2 separate regions of the Homo sapiens genome follow, and region 2 is linked to region 1. A link is a contact called in ENCODE Hi-C or POLR2A ChIA-PET data. All regions are on one chromosome and are shown on one strand. Each heading gives the region's core, a stretch centred on a gene start or an enhancer-like site at or near the end of the contact. The rest is flanking DNA. Distances are from core to core; before and after follow the strand shown.

Region 1 (3,143 bases), core at 268-2,767:
GGTACTCTTCACCAGGGATAGGAAAGCTGCCACAGAAGGGGGCCTTGGGTGTGCCCACCCACCCACCTGCAGTAGGGAGAAAGGGGCACCCAGATCCCTGCATCACCTCTCCACTGGGAGCACTAACGTGCTGACCACCTCTGACCGCAGCCACTGAAGACTGCGAAAAATCTGTGGTTTTCACAAAGAGAAGCTCAGCAATGTCAAAGCACATACACATGCATAAAAACAAAACTGAAAAGACATGGCCACAAATGTTAAGGGTACTTTTCTCTGAGGGGTGGAGCTGTAGGTGATTTCGATTTTCTTAATTATATTTTCCTATGTTATCCAATTTCTTCACAGTGAGCGTGGGATACCTTTATAATCTGGGGTTGGTCGGGGGAAGGGGGAGACATTTTTAAAACCAAATAAAATGCTGAGAGATGCCAACGAGGTAAAGGAAAGGCCTGCTCAGGTCCCAGAAGAGACCCAGATCTCTCCTACTGAAGCCTGAATGGGCCTGAGACCCCTCACACTACATGGAGAGGGCTTCCAGGGTAGGGTGGTTCTGCCGGCCAGCAGAGAGACTCACCAGAGACCGAGCCAGAGCCCTTCTCAGCTAAGACCACAGGGGCTATGGTTGTGGACACTGTCCCTGCCCCTCTGCCCTTCTGGTCCCTGCCAGCTGGTTTCATTCACTTGTTCAACAAATATTTGTCAAGTACCTACCACCATGTGCCAGGCTACATTAGCCAGCAATGACCAGGGCTATGAAGGACAAATGCCAAGCAAGGTGTGGCACTCAGAGCACATGAGTCAGGTGCGAGTGGCCAGGAGACGCTTTCCTGAGGACCTTACGTAGCCTCTGGCCCAGGCAGGCTGAGTGGGATTCCAGGGTGATGGGAACAGTGATGTGAAAAGGCCCAAGGAATGAGGACCTGGGCTGTCTGTGGGTAGAGAGAAGGGCTGTGGCTAGAGGTCACTCAGCGTCTTGAAGGGTAAGCTGAGGATGTGGGTATTTATTCTGGGAGGAGCAGAGAGCCAAGGGGGTTATGAAGAGGATGGGGAGGAACAGAGCTGCATTTTTACAAAGACTTTTCAGGCTGCTGTGGAGAACAGACTGAAGATGAGAACAGACTGAAGGTGATAACAGACTGAAGATGATTTCAGCCAGGCTCGGAGGAGCAATAGTTACAGCAAACCTGGCAAGGGAGTCGGCAGGAGGGGAAGGCCACCTGGAGCCCTGCAAGGTCTGGGAAGCAGCTGCCTGTTGTGTTCCTGGGAAGACTCAGGCTGAGGAGTTGAGGGATGGGGCCCTGACTCAGAGCTGAGTACCTCTCTGGCTGCCCCACCTGTGTCCTCACTGAGTAAAATGTCAGAATTAGATCATCTCCAAGGCCTGTTCCTGCTCTGCCCTCCCAGGGTTCAGCCTCCCAGAGGTCCTGGTCTCAGTGATTCCCGACTATGACACACACATACAAACACAGGTATCTGGGGAGCAGACGTGGCGCTTGGCACTGCTTGGCATGAGGCCAATCGATACTAACAGCCACATTCCCAGGCTTGACAACTACACCCAAGCCCCTCACACATCTGACACAGAGCTCTTGTGACCAGGATGCCAACCATAGGTCAACAGCCCTGCTTTAGGGGCTCTGTGGTTACAATGTGGACACCACCACTTATACCTTTTTCTTTTCTTTTTTTTTTTTTAAGACAAGATCTCCCTGTCACCCAGGCTAGAGTGCAGTGGCACAATCACAGCTCACTGCAGCCTCGATTTCCTAGGATCAGGTGATTCTCCCACTTCAGCCTCCTGAGTAGCTGGGACCACAGGTGTGCACCACCACGCCTGGCAAATTTTTGTATTTTTTGTAGAGACGGGGTTTTGCCATGTTGCCCAGGCTGGTCTCGAACTCCTGGGCTCAGGTTATCCACCCGCCTCAGCCTCCCAAAGTGCTGAGATTACAGGTGTGAGCCACCATGCCCAGCTACCTATTTCTTTACAAACAATTAAGACTAGGACAGCCCTTTAAGGGCACCTGGCTAGCTCAGTTGGTAGAGCATGAGACTCTTAAGTTCCTGAAGTGCTTTCAGGTACATCACACATCACTTAATCGACCCAGTGAGATGAGTGAAGGCAGGGCTATTTCATTTATCACTACACCCCCTACTCTGAGGGAAGCTCTGACTGGCTCTTGCTCGCCTGTGAATGCTCTAGGTGAGGGGACGAAGGCTGGTGGTAAGGAGAAGGGCAGCCACTGAGTGGGTGGCCAGCAGGCCCCATGAGAGGCAATGAAACTCTGACTGGCCCAGGAGAAATGGGACGTGCAATTGCAGCGGGGAGGCAGGAATAGGGATCTGCAGGGCAGAGAGACTTCTCAACCTTCCCAGGGAGAGAGGAGACATGGAAAAATCCCACAGTTAAGCTGTGATTGGTCGGTCTGTCCAGGAGAACCCAGGGATCTCAAGTTCAAGTCTCACCTAAAAGCGTTCACGTTCTTTGACCCTATACTTCCCCTTATAGGAAAACACTGAGCTGTTCACTGCAATGTTATTTATAATAACAAAAAATCAGAAATGGCCCAATGCCCAATAATAGAGGAATGGTTAAATATATTAGGGCACACCCAGACAACTGAGTATTACCTAGTCATTAAACTCATGTTTTCATAGAATATTTAATAACATAAGTGAAAAATACAATACGAATTTACATAAAGATCATGATTCTCATGAAAATGACTAGAAAAAGAATAGAAGAAAGTTCCCCTGTATGAAGAGGGTGGTAGGTGATTTTTTTGAGACAGAGTCTTGCTCTGTCACTAGGCTGGGGTGCAGGTGTGACCTCAGTTCACTGAACCACCTCCTAGGCTCAAGTGATCCTCCTACTTCAGCCTCCAGAGTAGCTGGGACTACAGATTCATGCCACCACACCCAACTAATTTTTGTATTTTTAGTAGAGATGGGTTTTCACCATGTTGGCCAGGCTGGTCTTGAACTGAACTCCTCCCGGATCACAAGTGATCCTCCCGCCTTGGCATCTCAAAGTGTTGGAATTACAGGCATGAGCCACTGCACCCAGCCTTTGTTTTTTTTTTTTTTTTTTTTGAGACAGAGTCTCACTTTGTCGTCCAGGCTGGAGTATAGTGGCACGATCT
Region 2 (2,953 bases), core at 138-2,637, 34 kb before region 1:
CCAAAGGGAGGAGGCGATTTGCAGCCAGGCCCGCCCCATCCCATGGCCCCAGGCCTGCTGGTGGGAGGCATGGAGGGCCCAGCCATGATGGCTGGGGAGCTGGGGGCTCAGGGTGTCCAATCCAGGCTCCAGGGCTGTGGGTGGGGTATAAAAGCCCTCAAGGATGTTTAGGTAATTATTGGAGGAAATTGGGGGATGGTTTAAGGACTTTAACAGTCTGGGAAGGCAGGGTGACTTGGGAGGGGGCCACGAGGACCTGGGAGTCTGGGAGTCCTGGGGCTTGGGAAGTAATGTGTCGTCTGAAGGTATTTGTGACTGAGGAAGCCGCTTGGGAGCCTCCCCACACCTCCAGAGCTACATGAGCCCCACCTGTGGAGCTAAGGTCAGGTGGAGAGATCAGAGAGCAGGCTGGGAGATGGTGTGAGCTGGGTGGGGGCACAGAGAGGCTGATCCAAACTGGCCCTGTACTGGACAGATCCAGGAGGCTCTAGGGTCCTGACTCCAGGCCTGAGATCTTTCCACAAAAAGTCCCTGTTGCCTGGCCTGTGTTTGCCAATGAAACCAGCTTGCTAACCTGGTCACAAAAAATTAGAATAGTGTTGATGTCCTAGCAAAGGCCACTATGAAAGGTAGCCAGGAGGGGGCTGCCCGAAACTGTATGTGGTGAGGACACTCCACATCGGATGGGAGGAAGGCAGCCCATCAGAGCCTCCTTTTTGGGTATATTGAGAGTAGATGGTTCACCTGGCTTGGGGCTAACCCTGAGTGATCCAGAGCCTACGTCTGTGCCCTCCAGGAGGCCTATGGAAATGTCTGTCTGGGAGGGACTGACCCTAAGTGCATCTTCCCAAGAGTTCTCAATCAAGTTCCTCAAAGACATGCTGTGTGCCTCTTCCCTGCAACCTCCTGGGGACTGACTGATGGCAGGGCTCGCCGGCACTCCTGGAAATCCACCGGCCCCAAGAACCAGGCTATCCCTGCCCCGATGGCGAGCCTGAGCTGGGTGATGGACTGATTGATTCCCTCTCTCAGTGAGTCTGTCCCCCGCACCTGGTCCTGAGAGCAGCATGGCCGTGGGATTTGGGCCCTGCTGGAGCGTTGGTCGGGGACTTTCTCCCCTTCTCCCTGGGATGGGGGTGCTGAGCAGCCCAGTGGGGCACAGGAACATTGTTTCTGGCCGAGGAGGCTCCAGGCTTGGCAGTTGGGCTGCCAGGAGGTTCTGTGAGCTGGCACTACACTTCATAACTCCCTTTTCCAGATAAACAATCTGTTGTCTTAAATTGTTTGCGGCAAAGATTATCTGATAAAGTTGTTGTGAAGATGAAATGAGGCCATAGGTGAAGATTGCTTGGCACTGGGCCTGACACACAGCTCAGCGAGGGTTTATAGCGGGGAAAGAGCAACGGGCGGGGAGCCAGGAGACCTGATATGACCTTGGACAAGGTGCCTCCCAGGCCTTGGCCTCAGTCTCTGCTACATAATGTGTCTGAGGAGATGGGGACCTTAGAGAAGGGGGATCATGGCCTCTAAGAGCGCTTCCAGCTCTGTTTCTAAGACTCCCTGAATTCCCATCTTACGCCTCCAAAGCCCAGTCTCTCTCTGCCAGACTGTACTGCCCTGTGTGGGAGACAAGATGCGAAAGTTAAAAAAAAAAAGTAAGAGGAATTAACTTAAAATTAAAGGAGAGATTTTAAAATTGAATTTTACAACTTCCTATGCCTATCAGTAGGTTGAAACACTAGGTTGGGAAACCAATAGTCCTGGAAATTTTTGTTATATATTTCACTTTTGCTGGATCAAATTTTTTTTTTTTAATTTTTATAGGTATTACCAATATGACCTTCATTGGAGGCTGCGCCAGTTTACAATCCTACCAACAGTATGGACTGCCCGTTTCTTCACACCCTTGCCAACACAATGTTATCAAACTTTTAAGTATTCAATTTAGTAAGTAAAACAACAGTATCTCAGCTGGGTGCCACAGCTCACACCTGTAATCCCAGGCCTTTGAGAGGCCAAGATGGGAGGATCGTTTGAGCCCAGGGGTTTGAGACCAGTCTGGGCAACATAGTAAGACCCTGTCTCTACAAAAAATCAAGAATAGTGAAGTGTGGTGGTGCATGCCTGTAGTCCCAGCTACTCAGGTGGCTGAGGCAGCAGGATCGCTTGAGCCTGAGAGGTCCAGTCTGCAGTGAGCTCTGATCATGCCATTGCACTCAGCCCGGGTGACAGAGTAAAACCCTGTCTCAAACAAAAACAAAAACAAAGCAGTATCTCATTGTAGTTTTAATTTACATTTCTCTTATGAATGAGGTTAAGCATCTTTTCATATTTTTCTTTTTTTTTTTTTTGAGACAGAGTCTTGCCCTTGTTACCCAGCCTGGAGCGCAATGGCGTGATCTCGGCTCACTGCAACCTCCGTCTCTCCCAGGTTCAAGCGATTCTCCTGCCTCAGCCTCCCGAGTAGCTGGAATTACAGGCGCTCAACACCACGCCCGGCTAATTTTGTATTTTTGGTAGAGATGGGGTTTCTCCATGTTGGCCAGGCTGGTCTCGAACTCCTGACCTCAGGTGATTTGCCCGCCTTGGCCTCTCAAAGTGTTGGGATTACAGGCGTGAACCACCACGCCCGGCCATCTTTTCATATTAAGAGGCATTTCCTTTTATGTTCATATCCTTTGCTCATTTTTCAATTGGATTGACCTTTTACTCATTGATTTATAACTGTTCTTTTTTTTTTTTTTTTTTTTTTTTTTAAGACGGAGTCTTGATCTTGTCACCCAGGCTGCAGTGCAATGGCACGATTTTGCCTCACTGCAACCTCTGCCTCCCGGGTTCAAGTGATTCTCCTGCCTCAGCCTCCTGAGTAGCTGGGATTACAGGTGCCCGCCACCATGCCCAGCTAATTTTTGTATTTTTAGTAGACGTGGGGTTTCACCATGTTGTCCAGGCT

Evidence for each region. A loop is a pair of places that touch in the nucleus more often than their neighbours do. ChIA-PET counts read pairs that join two places held with the same protein, here RNA polymerase II (POLR2A). Pooled maps may share reads with other maps.
Region 2: a loop to region 1 is called in a pooled map, with 1.9 times the contacts of the local background. The contact joins two enhancer-like sites. A Hi-C loop is called at or near these places in 5 of 168 maps with a recorded cell type or tissue (Caco-2, PC-3, endothelial cell of umbilical vein and 2 more), 2 of 37 single-sample maps with no recorded cell type and 12 of 50 pooled maps. POLR2A ChIA-PET finds 5 or more read pairs at or near these places in 13 of 52 experiments (BJ, CD4-positive, alpha-beta memory T cell, CD8-positive, alpha-beta T cell and 10 more).

The regions. Positions count from the first base shown.
Region 1 is chr6:35,399,350-35,402,492 of GRCh38, reverse strand. The region is part of intron 2 of PPARD (peroxisome proliferator activated receptor delta); the gene reads right to left. Among named protein-coding and RNA genes, the nearest start is that of FANCE, 51 kb to the left of the region's middle. Within about 2 kb of position 1,517, at least 9 of the 41 ENCODE cell types and tissues checked have a DNase peak (open chromatin) inside an H3K27ac peak, as active enhancers do.
Region 2 is chr6:35,433,690-35,436,642 of GRCh38, reverse strand. No RefSeq gene overlaps it. Among named protein-coding and RNA genes, the nearest start is that of FANCE, 17 kb to the left of the region's middle. Within about 2 kb of position 1,387, at least 2 of the 41 ENCODE cell types and tissues checked have a DNase peak (open chromatin) inside an H3K27ac peak, as active enhancers do.